2 separate regions of the Homo sapiens genome follow, and region 2 is linked to region 1. A link is an interaction called in ENCODE POLR2A ChIA-PET data of the cell type or tissue named here. Cell type or tissue: A673. All regions are shown on one strand. Links, peaks and the distances in the headings refer to the core of each region. The heading gives the core; the rest is flanking DNA.

Evidence for each region. Peaks named below come from ENCODE experiments on the same cell type or tissue, not always from the same donor. Only the 100,000 strongest peaks of a DNase experiment are listed, where the experiment ranks them.
Region 2: POLR2A ChIA-PET joins it to region 1 with 11 read pairs; 2 of 35 experiments call an interaction of 5 or more read pairs at or near these places.

What each region holds. Positions count from the first base shown.
Region 1 is chr11:44,506,017-44,513,752 of GRCh38, reverse strand. LOC105376645 (a long non-coding RNA gene) reads right to left here and starts at 3,641. Exons shown (of 3, transcript XR_931229.1): 1 at 3,063-3,641. In A673, for the core only: no CTCF peak of the experiment used is centred there; a DNase peak (open chromatin) is centred at 4,282; H3K27ac peaks cover 430 bases.
Region 2 is chr11:44,122,318-44,127,317 of GRCh38, reverse strand. It overlaps EXT2 (exostosin glycosyltransferase 2), which reads right to left. Exons shown (of 14, transcript NM_207122.2): 5 at 2,334-2,529; 6 at 363-502. Among named protein-coding and RNA genes, the nearest start is that of EXT2, 29 kb to the right of the region's middle. In A673, for the core only: no CTCF peak of the experiment used is centred there; no DNase peak of the experiment used is centred there.

The sequences.
Region 1 (7,736 bases), core at 1,704-6,703:
CGGAGTCTTGCTCTGTCACCCAGGCTGGAGTGCAGTGGCGTGATCTCGGCTCACTGCAAGCTCCGCCTCCCGGGTTCACGCCATTCTCCTGCCTCAGCCTCCCAAGTAGCTGGGACTACAGGCACCCGCCACAACACCTGGCTAATTTTTTTTTATTTTTAGTAGAGACGGGGTTTCACCGTGTTAGCCAGGATGGTCTCTTTATCTCCTGACCTCGTGATCTGCCTGCCTCGGCCTCCCAAAGTGCTGGGATTACAGGTGTGAGCCACCATGCCTGGTTGATTGGGTTTATTTTTTTAAAAATAACTCCCCTTAGGTGTGCCAGGGAAGAATAATAGGATTTTTAAAACTATGGAATTGAGGAAAATTAGGGACAATCTCATAGGATTATGGGAAAACCAATAACTTCAACTTCAGTTTCCCCATCCATCCTCCCTCCTCACTCTCCCCCAATGCCTGGAATCTCTCTCAGATCTCTTTTTGGTTAAAAAAATAATGAATAAATATGGGATGGGGGGGTGATAAAACGTGGTCTTCTGTGTTTAGCCCTCTGTGAGTTTCAGATCTGTTCCCTGCGTGTCTTTTCTGTTCCCGAGTGTGCAAGAAGAAAGTCCGGTCCTGATTTATGCTGCTGACAGAACATCTAATGAATTGAAGACATAAAAGCATAACAAAGCTCCCCCCGGGATAAATCCATTCTGGATTCAGGCTTTTGTGAGGGGCACGTGGCCGTGCTGACAGCCCAGTGTCTGTGATGGATGTGGCCCTGGACGCTGAGCTAGGGGGCATCGGAGGAGCTCGTTGGGGGTGGTATAGGGAGGAGTTTATGTAGACTTAGGAGGCTCTAAACATCCCCAACCTTGTAGCAAAAGGAGCTTAAGGCAAATCCAAAACGGAGATTCCAGCACGTGTGGGGCCTGCAGGGCCGCTTCCATCGAATGGAGAGCGATGCATGGGGATGGCGTGACAGATGGTGGACCAGAGTTAGGACCTGGGGACCTCAGTCCCAGCCCCAGCTTTCCCCCAAATGCAAACTTGGACAAGCCCCTAGCAGGCATCTATGTCCACTTGTAAAATAAGGTTTCAAACAGTTCAGGCACTGAAAATTTTAGTGCTTATAAGAGCCCAAGACAGATTTTGCCAAAAAGAGAAAGGTGAGCTGGGTAGGAGCTGCAGAAAAATGGAGAACCCTTGTCCTGTTTATAAGAAACATCCGCCACTCTGCTCCCACCAACGCGATTATTGTCAGAGCAGAATGTAGGCTGGGAAGGAAAGCAGGAGCAGCTCTTCTGCTTATAGAAGAGAAGTCAGAAAGTTGCATCCATTCCTATGTGGAATCTTTCCTTTAGAAAAAGCTGACAGCTAGTTAAAATAAAATCTTTAAATGATGCTAGCTGAATTCAGCCTTTGGGAAACCCATTTGAGACCTCTGAATTAGATGACCACTCAGAGTCCCATTTCATTTTAATTCAGTTAATTCAACAACTTAACTGAACTTAATTCAGTTAAGTTCTTCTTACTGAGAACTCAATATGTGCCAGGTACTGGGGATGAAGATGGGACAAGCACAGGGCTCAATATTACAACTATTTACTGGATAGAACCATGTGAATCAAGGCTCAGAGGACTTAGTGTCAATGGCACATTTGGAGAACTGTCCAGAGGCAGCCAATAGAGGACATGATTGGAGGTAGGCAGACAGTGGCAGATCTGAAGGGCCAGAAAGGCATGGTGGAGGATGGAGCCCTTGACCTCCTGGTCACTGGGACCTGCAGACACTTAGAAGCTGGGGGTGACAGGTCAGATTTCTATGTTAGAGAGGGTCCCCTCACAGCTGTGTGAACAATGGTTAAAGGAGCAAACTGTGGACATAGGGAGGGCCATGTAGTGGCCATTTTAATAATCCAGGAAGAGTTGGTGTGACCTTGAACTCAGGCAGAGACAGAGGGGGAAGGAAAAGATGGCATCTTTGAGGCACTAGTGGATTCCTCTCATCTTTTGCTGGGATATTTTCCTGCTGGTTGACATCAACTACACAGAGTTCCTTGTAGCAGGCGACACAAACCAATGTGGCTAATTTAAGGAGACAGGGGCTGGAGAAGCAGGCTTAGAGGCTACGCAGTGAGGAAGGATGCCTTTAATCCCTGGGCAGAATGGATCCATTGGAGATGCTACCACCATTGCTGAACAAACCTCGAAAGGGCACAGCCAGCTGTGCTGTACCTGGACTCGTAGGCTGGCTTTGGATGTTGAATTATCAAGAAAACGGGGAAAATGGGGATAATAACTCTGACTTCACTGGGGTTGTTTTGAAGATCAATGGCAATCATATTTGTAAGACATTAAACACAGTACCCAGTGCCTGGCACATAATTACCACTCAGGAGACAGAAGCTATCACCATTGTCTTCAGCATCTTCATTATCATTACGATTACCTGCTTATTATTGGTTTCAGCAAAAGCCAGTTAGACTTGCCCTAAGGGCCATACCCTTATACCATTCTCCTTGTGCACCCAACAAAACTTTGTACATTCTAGGGCTCTACACCCCAAAGTCTCATCCAATGTCTGGCATAAAATGCCTGTTGAATAACAGAATGGGTGGGTGGAGGGCTGTGTGGTACGAGAATGACAGACTTAGCAAGTTCAAGGTTTCAAATGTTTTCTCTTTGGTTGAAAGGCCAATCCCCTTTTCCATTTACCTTGACCATATTCAAGACAAAGGGGGAACAGACGTCCCCTTAGTCATACCAAGGATGCCCCACAGTTGGCGAGACACCTTCTGTGGCTAGTTCCATGTCTCCCACTAGGAAGGAGGGATTCCAGATGTCTTTGAGGTGCTGGATGTTCCGCTGAGGAGTGGTGGGTGTGCAGGAGAGATTGGGGTCTCTGCATGTCAGCTGGAATGTGAGTGGAGCAAAGGAGAGTGTCCAGGGTGTGGCCCTATTTTGGGGTACACACGTAGAAGGTGCTCGATGCTGGTGAGTTACACTCATGAGTGTAGAGGTTTTTCCAACCCAACATCATATCATGGAGGGTGAAAGAGACAGTCGGAACTCACCACATATTCCAAGGGCTCCTTCCACCTCCCAGACTCCCTTGTGGCTGGGTGGAGCCACGTGACTCCTTTGACCAGCAGAACGTGAATGGAAACTGTACTTCCAGGCAGAGGCGGTCAGAGCCAAAGTGCCTTCTTCGTCGTTCTCTCCCCTGCCTCAGGACGTGGAGGACGCGTGTTCCAGATGATGCAACAGATTTTATGTGAGGGAGAAATATGTCATTATTGTGCTAAGCCACCGAGATGTCAGGGTTCGTCAGTTATACACTGTACAGCCTAGCCCAGACTGACTAATAGTAACATTCACATCTAAATAGGTCTCCTACATTTTCCAGAGAGCATTTCATCAGTATGAGAGCTAATTGCAAGGACTCTCAAGATCTGCTAGTTCAACCACTCCTTTTTTACAGAGAGGGAAACTGAGGCAGGCCAAGATAGTGGAAGCAACATGTTCAGTGTCACTCAGTGCAATAGGGACCCAGGTGAGCCCACAGCTATGGTCCCCTGATCATGCCCACACTGATCAAATATAAGTTCCAATGAAAAATATCCTAGGCCGGGCATGGTGGCTCACACTTATAATCCCAGCACTTTGGGAGGCCAAGGCAGGTGGATCATTTGAGGTCAGGAGTTCGAGACCAGCCTGACCACCATGGTGAAACCCCATCCCTGCTAAAAACACACAAAAAATTAGCTGGGCGTGGTGGTGCACGCCTGTAATTTCAGCTACTTGGGAGGCTGAGGCAGGAGAATTGCTCGAACCTGGGAGGTGGAGGTTGCAGTGAGCCGAGATCCTGCCACTGCATTCCAGGCTGGGTGACAGAGTAAGACTCTGTCTCAAAAAAAAAATGTGTATATATACACACAGTATATATATATATATATATATATATATATATATATACACACACACACACACACACACTATATATATAGTATATATATAAAATACATATATATAACATATATACTATATATATAACATATTATATATATATATATATATATATATAATGTAACATATATACATAGTAAAAGTTTGAGATTTCCTCCACAAACGAGGCCTAAAAAGACATTTCGTTTGTGGGTTGGGCTTCTGGGCTCCTGATACCGCCTGCCTCTGTGCAGCTGTCTGTAACCACCCTGGCTTCCTTTAAATCCTGCTGAAAGCTTTCCTTCCTCCCCTCCCCACCAGCCCCTGATCACCCGTCTCTCTCTTGCCTTCTGGAATTCCGCCTGCTGGAGGTCTCAAGTGAGATTTAATCCTGTTACTAAAACCCAGAGATGCACTCTGCCACATGTAGCTGAGAACCCAGCACTTCATGAAACTCTAAGGCCTCTTTCAGAAGTGTAAGTCTTATCTTGCCATGAGTAGCCCATACAGATGCAGCACCACCATTCACATGAAGTTTCTCACCCCCCAGATGTTCAAAAGTCTCATTCTTCAGGATCAAGAGGCATCGGCTGGTGCAGGGCTGGGTGTGCAGCAAGGCACAGAGAAGTGAAATGTATTCATTGAACCAGCAAAGATTGGACACCCCTTTGTGCCGGGGACCAGGACCCGTTCCTGAACACAATACATTCCCTACCCCAGGGAGCTATGTTCTGACAGGAGAAGCCATTAAACAATTAGTTAATTGCAATGGTGACAAATGCTGTATGTGAGATGTACAGGGTGCTGTGGGAGCAAATGGCTGAGTCTAGGGTGGAAGTGGTAGGTCAGGGGAGGCTCTCTGAAATAGGACTTACTGGGGAGAAAGGAGGCAAGCAGAGCATTCCTGGCAGACAGAAGTGCATGTGCAAAGGTCCTGTGATAGGAGAGACCACGGAGTGTTTGATGACTTGAAAGAAGGCCAGCGTGGCCGGGTGCGGTGGCTCACGCTTGTAAACCCAGCACTTTGGGAGGCTGAGGCAGGTGAATCGCTTGAGGTCAGGAGTTCGAGACCAGCCTGGCCAACATGGCGAAACTGTCTCTATTAAAAATACAATAATTAGCCGGGCCTGGTGGCACACATCTGTAATCCCAGCTACTTGGGAGGCTGAGGCACAAGAATCTCTTGAACCCAGGAGGCGGAGGTTACAGTGAGCCGAGATCGCGCCAGCGGACTCCAGCCTGGGCGACAGAGGGAGACTCTGTCTCAAAAAAAAAAAAAAAAAGAAAAGAAAAGAAAAAGAAAAAAGAAAGAAGGAAAGGAAGAGGGCCAATGTGGCGGAAGGGAGAGGAGAGACAAAAAGCAGGGGTTGGAGAACTGGAGACAGTGCACAAGAGACAAAGCAGGGCCTGGTCATTGCAGGACCACATCATGGATTTAGGACTTTATTATTGTTATTCTGAAAGGCACTGAACAACTTCTGACAGAGCCAGTGGCCTTCAGACTGGTGGCTGCTCTGTGCAGAGTTGATGTGAGGAAGCAGGAAGACCAATCTGTGGGCTATGGCAGAGGACCAGGGAACAGATGGGCTTTCCATGAGGGCAGTGGCAGGAGAGATAAAGAGAACAGACGGGATATATTTGGGGGGTTGAATGGGCAGGCCTTGGTAATATATTGGATGTGGTTCTTGCGGGGAATGTAGAGAGTCATCAAATTCCTCTCTTGGGCAACTGACCAGACAGTGTCACTAATTCCTGAGATCAGGAAGATTTGGTGTTGGAGGGTAAATGATGAGTCTGTTGTTGGATGTGGGTGTGAGTGGTGGATGAGGCACGGGAGGCTCTGCATGAGAACTCTCTGCCTTGTAGGGAGCTGGCAGAGTTGCCAGTTGTCTACCCCATGCCTATTCTCCTTTTCCTCCTGAGTAATATAACCCCTGATTCTTAGCTGGGCATGTAACCAACTGGAATAAAGAATATGCTTTCCAGCATTCCTGGTAATACGATGTAAGCAGAAATGGTGTGTTCAAATACTGGGCAGTGCCCTTAAAGGGAGAAAATCTGGCTTCTTTTTCTCCTTCCTCCTTCTGGATAATTGGAAAGCGGACTTGATGTCTGGAGCTCAAGCAGCCATTTTGGGCCATGAGGAATGAACCTCATGCTTTGGCTGTGGAATAGCAACATAGAAGCAGCTGGGGATGTGACAGTCTGGAATGTCATACCAGCCCCAAACTACATACCTCTGTACTTTTTGGACATGCACCTGAACTGGTCCTAATTAATTCAAAGAAATCTGACCCCACCTATCAGACCGCCCTCCCCTCCTGCTCCTCTCTCTCTCTGTCTCACACACTTGCAGGCTATAAGGGCTTTTCTTTCTCCGAATCTCCAAACTTATTCCCACCTGGGGATTTTGCACTCACTGCTCCTTCTGCCAGGAATGCTCTTCCTCTACATCATCCCATTTGTTTCAGCTCAAAGTTCCCCTTCAGAGAAGGTGCCCCTGACCACCTTCCTAAGGAAGACTCCTCCTCTAAGCGTCCCTCCATCGTATCATCCTCTTTCCTTTGTTGCACAGCATTGCTCACAGTCTGTGGTTATTTTGCCCTTTTCTGTGTTTTATTGGGATTTGTCTGCCTCTCCCTGCTGGAATGAATGCTTTACAAGACCCTGCTCTTCACTCACCCTACATCGCCCAGGACCACAACAGAAACCAGCATGCACTACTGGTTTTCTAGATAATTATTGACTAATTAACAAAAGAAGCTAGAGCAAGTTCCTTGTTTTGCCAAGACTATTGAGGCTAGAAAAACAAACTGACTTGTCCAAGATTATCATTTGAGTCAAGGACAGTGCTGGGGTGAAGATCCAGGTGTCCCAGCATTAGCCCAGGATGTGGCCACCTCCCTGTCTTTCAGCCAGACCTTTGGCAGAGCCACCAGCAGGTCCTCCTCTCTCTCTGCCTCATGGGGCAGAAATCTGCATCCATGACCTTCCTCTAAACTGGCTGGGCTTGTCTGGCTCCTGTGACCCAGAACCCAGCCCTGAAAGGCTGATTTAGGCTACTTGGATGTCTCACTCCTTCAGCTGGCCCAGCATTGCCTTGAGTGGCCCGTGTAGAAAGAAGGCAGGGAGAAAGGAGGCCCTGCTGGGGACCGGCTGGGGCCACATCTGGAATTAAGAGCCAAAAATGCAGCTTGGTGCTGATAAGGCTTTATTGAAAGGACATGAAAGTCCCGATGGCAGTAACTCTCCATGCTCCAGTTCACACTGCTTTACGAGGTGTGACTCACTCTGGTACCTTCGAGACGGCCTCTCTCCCACTCCATCCACCCTGCCTCTTCCCTGCTTTCCTGCTCCTAGCCCACCTTGGGCCTCCACACCCACCCTTGGCTTGGGGGGTGGGTGGAAGCAACTGCCCCCGCCCCAGAAAAGACCAAGGAGGCCTGGGGGTCCAGGCCCCTGTCCCAGGCTGCTTGCTCCCACTTTGCCCCATGGAAATTGAAACTTGGGAGCTGCCTGGCCCAAAACTGGTAAAAAAAAAAAAAAAAAAAAAAGATTCAGAGTGGCCCCTGCTCTGGGCTGGAGTTAGAAGTCCAAGGAAGAGAAAGTGATTGTGGAGTATATTAGTCAATTCTCACACTGCTATAAAAAAAAACTGAAACTGGGTCATTTATAAAGAAAAGAGGCTCATGGTTCAGCAGGCTATACAGAAAACATGATGGTGGCATCTGCTCAGCTTCTGAGGAGGCCTTAGGACACTTACAATCATGGCTGAAGGCAAAGGGGGAGTGAGCACTTCACAA
Region 2 (5,000 bases), core at 1-5,000, 380 kb after region 1:
GGGAGTTGGGGACCCCTGTGATGAAAGGCCAGATAGTGATATTTTAAGCCCTGTATGTCATCCAATTTCTGTTGCAATTACTTAACTCTACCAATGTGACACAATAACAGCCAGACTATACGTAAAGGAAGGGACACGGCTGTGTTTCAATAAAACTTGACTTACAAAAACAGCCAGCCTGCAAACTGGCCTTGGTTTGTGAACTGCTCTAGACCAGTGTACTAACTCTCCTAATGGAAAATAGAGAAAAACTATCTGTAGTAGTTCTTGAACCAGGGTATACATTACAATGACCTGAGGAGATTTTATTTGTAATATACGCAGAACCACTAATGTAGAGTTTACTAGGAGGTACTACCCACCTCTTCCAGTCAAGAACTTCAGAGAAAGGCAAAATATAGGAGTCTGCAATGACAACCGGGACACAGCCAGCTTGTAACACATCGCTCAATACTGCCTGGCCCAGCCGAGCTCCACGAAGAACCACACAGAAAGTAGCCTCCTGCAGGAACACAAAGAGGCAAGAGATTACAAACTAGTTTTGCTGATCCACTAACTTTGATCCCTACAGACCACAAAGTTTCTACAAGGGTTGACGCCAAGCAATACTGAGGCATCTTGACACAAAAATGCCAAAAGACAACAGCTCACACCTGTAAAACTTGAAAAGTTTAAATGGCTGCAATGTTTTGTATTAATATTTCTACTCTTCAGTATTGCTTCAATGCCACCACTGTTGGCCTTCTGAAAATGTTCAAGGTCAATGTCAAAGTCTTCCCTTAGACAGCTAACAACGTGACTTCCTGCAAATGGGTCTCTTTAGGCCCTAGTGTACTATGTAAACACACCACGGCACACTGTCTGACATCTCTTACAGTACTTACCTCAGCCTACCTTGTAATGGAATTATTTTGTCTGGGAATTTCAGGCTTTCTACAAGACCCCCTAAAGGGAAGGTATCAAATCTCTTTTCATGTTTCTACCCCCCATAGCATCTAACAGTGTGCTTTTTATATAGAAGATACTCATTTCATGAATTCAATGCCTTTGAAAAGATATTAAGACTAATATGTTCTATAAAAAAAATCTAATGAAAAATTTCTTCCTCATTCACTCCCTCAAACCCCCTCAATGTGGGGAATACTTGGGAAAAGGAGAGATGTACCACAGAAAAAACAGCTGCAATAGGTAAACCAAAATACAGAAACCTTAACTACCTAACATTCTGTTTCTCCCAGATTTTGCCTCTTAAGAAGGAGGAAAAAGATTTTTTAAAAAAACCAAAAACTAATCTTTAAAGCTAGAGAAAAGGAAAGTTCAGAAAAAGAAATAAAGGAATTCGATATTCCAAACACCTCTGGGGATAAATGAGAAAAGCAGCAAGAGGAGAGGAAGAGAAGTCATCGTGGTACCCGGAGGTGCAGGTGGAAAGCTCCCCTGACCTCAAGAGTCAGCATCCAGATGTGGACACACGTGCTGATAACCATTTTTCCTGTCTAGACAAAGGTTACTATAAATACTCCTGCCCTCATCACCACTGTTACCAGCCAGACATTCCAGGAGGAGTGCAGCACTTTTTGAATGTATTTTTACAATCCCAGTATGGGCAAGCTCTCTGGAGATTAAAAAAAAAAAAATCACACCAGCTCCTTTGTGTTTCTCCTTGAGCTAACCTGTGTCCATTTTAAGTATTTAAGTGAACAAAGCTCAATTTCTCATTTCCTAGCCCCCATACCCTTGGAATGTCAAATATCCTACATATAAAACATCCCCAAAGAGACCGCTTTCCCTATGGTTATGGAAGTACAGCCATTCCCACTATGTAAATAAAGGACATGCTACTGACAGGAGATGCTAAAGGTGGCAAGAACTCCAAATAGCAAAACAATCAAAACAACCCCTAAACCCCTCCACTCCCAGGGAAAGTTCACTGTGGCTCTGTAGGCCAGCATGGTCAAGGGATGCAAGTTGCCACCTCAAAGAAGAAAATTTCTCTGGACTGCCTTATGAATATGGGGGTAAAAGCAAGATACATTTGCCTGCTTTGTCCATGTGGCTTGTCTGCGAATCTATGAGACTTGTCTTTTTGAAGTATAATGAATATCTGAAAGGAGTATAGACTCTCATAGGCCAAGCAGCTTTGCACGAACACAAGACACCAGACATCCAAGTACCTGAAGGTCTACATGTCCAGTAAAGAGCAATGCTATGTTTTCTTCCCCTTGGGTAATTCTAGTTGCATGCTGAAAACAACTCAGGTTCGCTGGGCTCAATTTTAACCCATGTAAGCAAACTCTCCTGAGCCTTTGCGAGAGGTAATGAATGACACTCACCTGTAGCACCTGTGGGTAATCGAAGACCTGGTGCTTGTGGCAGCGCTTACGGACAGAAAGGACACCCTCTGAGAGGTTGGTGCATTTATCGAGTACTAACACTGACTCTCCATGTTTGACCTGGAGGGCTTCTAGGTCCTCTCTGTACTCAGGATGGAGACCCACCTGAGATGACAGGAGGAAGTATTGCCGTGGACTACAAGGGAAAAAAACAGGTGATTGGAAAATTGCAGCTGGTATGTTAGTCAAGGTAAGACAAACTTTGATATTAAACTTATGACAGTAAGTGTTTCCTTACCAGTCTTCACCTCCACTGATTTTTAAAATTATCTTCTGTAGTATTAGTAAATATTTAAAATATTATATATTGTGAGAAAGTAAGATATGATTCATTCACACACTGAAATATTATGCAATCATAACACATCTTATTTGGGAACAGTTCTTGATATCGTGAGGAAATGCTTATAATATGCTAAGCTGAGAGCGCATGCTATAAATTGTGTGTGTGTGTGTGTGTGTGTGTGTGTGTGTGTGTGTAGGAGAGAAACTGATAATTTGGAAGGAACATCGAAGTGTTGTCTTAGTTACATCTGAGTCCCTGATCTGAAAGCGACTGGAAGCTGGCTGCATTCTTCAAATGGGGAAAGAGGGAAGCTTGATGGGAAGCACTGGCAGGCAACTGAAGGGCTCTGGAAAGGGCTGCTCCTGGCTGTCTAACAGCATCCCTGTGCAATGGAGAGGCTATAGGGAAAGTCCCCATCATCAAGGCCACATAAATGGGAGGGAGACCGAATTGGTAGTTGAAAACAAGAAGTAGAAAAAACGATCTTCATCAAAGCATAGAATCTCCAGTCTTAACATCTGGATGGCAAGGATGTGTAAAAGAAAACAGAGGGAAGAAAGATCTCCAAGGGTCTAGTGCCATGCAGATCTCCACAAGAGACAGATATGGAAACACAAAGTTAGTAAGTCTGAAGTCAAGGGGAAGATTTTGGAGAGACCAGATGGGAAGTAATTCCCTCCTGGAAGACAAGACTCAAACAAGACAGAGGGAAGAAAGATCTCCAAGGGTCTAGTGCCATGCAGATCTCCACAAGAGACAGATATGGAAACACAAAGTTAGTAAGTCTGAAGTCAAGGGGAAGATTTTGGAGAGACCAGATGGGAAGTAATTCCCTCCTGGAAGACAAGACTCAAACAAGACAGAGAGGGTACAGAACATAAAACCTATACAGGTTGAGCATATCAAATCTGAAAATCTGAAGTCCAAAATGCTCCAAAATCCAAAGCTTTCTGGATGCCAACATGATGCTCAAAAGAAATGCTCATTGAAATATTTTAGATTTCTGGATTTGGAATGCTCAACCAAGAGTATAACGCAAATACTCCAAAATCTGAAAAAATCAGGAGTCCAAAACACTTCTGGTCCTGAGCATTTTGGATAAGGGATACTCAACCTGTTTAGGCTGAGGGACCACAAGGAATCAGTGTCAAAGAGAAGAATCACAGAAAGCATGTTCCAGGAAGAAATGAAACACTCATTAAGCCTAGAAGCAGCACACACTGAAATCCAGCTCAAACTGGTACAGCCCAGGGAAAATACTAGGGCTACGTATCTCTCACAGGCAACGCCACCACGCAACCTAGAGTTTGTGAACCCATCCATTTTTTGTTTGTTTGTTTTTGGCTTTGAAGAGAGAATGGTAATTGTTACTTTTCCTTAGTTACTCAGACTTGTTTGGAAGTTCTAGCCGGGGAGCATCTCACTCAATAATTATACTCTAACTGAGAAGGTCATCTCCTTTTATAGAGGATTAAGCTTCAGGTCCAAATCACATAAAGCAATGAGTGAAGGTGAACACCTGCCTAGCCAGCTAGACTAGTCATACAAACCCAGAGAAAAGAGCAACCTATACCACAGCCAGACTGCTTTTACGTCCTCAGGATCAATTCTGGTTTTGGCCTAACTAAGAGCAAAAGGCACTTAACACATCACAATTAAGAAAAAAAGGAACCAGCAGACTCCCTAGAACTTCACTAATAGCAACTAGCCACGTGAGGCCATTTAAATTAAACTAATTAAAAGTAAATAAAATTAAAAGTTCAGTTTGTCAGTCACACTAGGCCCATTTCCAGTGCTCAAATAGCCATATGTGGCTGGGGCTGCCTGACAGCACAAACGTTGACCACGTCCTTACTGCAGAAAGTTCTACTTAATGGAGCTACGCCACAAGGTAGGTGAGAGCCAGAGGCCAGGATGACGGTAAGTGGAGATAAGAAAGATATACAACAGCAACCCAGCAGGGAGATGGTTTGGATCAGCTGTACAGACTGGTTCCTTTTTCCTGGCCCATTTCCTCCTAAATTACAATTTATTGAGCAATATGTTCAATATTTATAGCCAAAAGTATTCTTTCTAGACACTAAAACAGGCTTTTGAGTTCTACTCCAAGCCTTGAGCCTCAATCATTTTTCTTTTGTAAAAGTATTAATTTTCAGAGGATGACTTAGTGATGGCGAGATCACATACAGGGAGCACCCGCAGTTCATCTCAGACTAAACACCATCTTTGCTCAAATTACTTCTATAATCAAACGTACCTGTTTAAGCAAGAGGAAAATTTACAGTCAAACCCACAAGACAAGCAGGGAAACTTCCTTAATA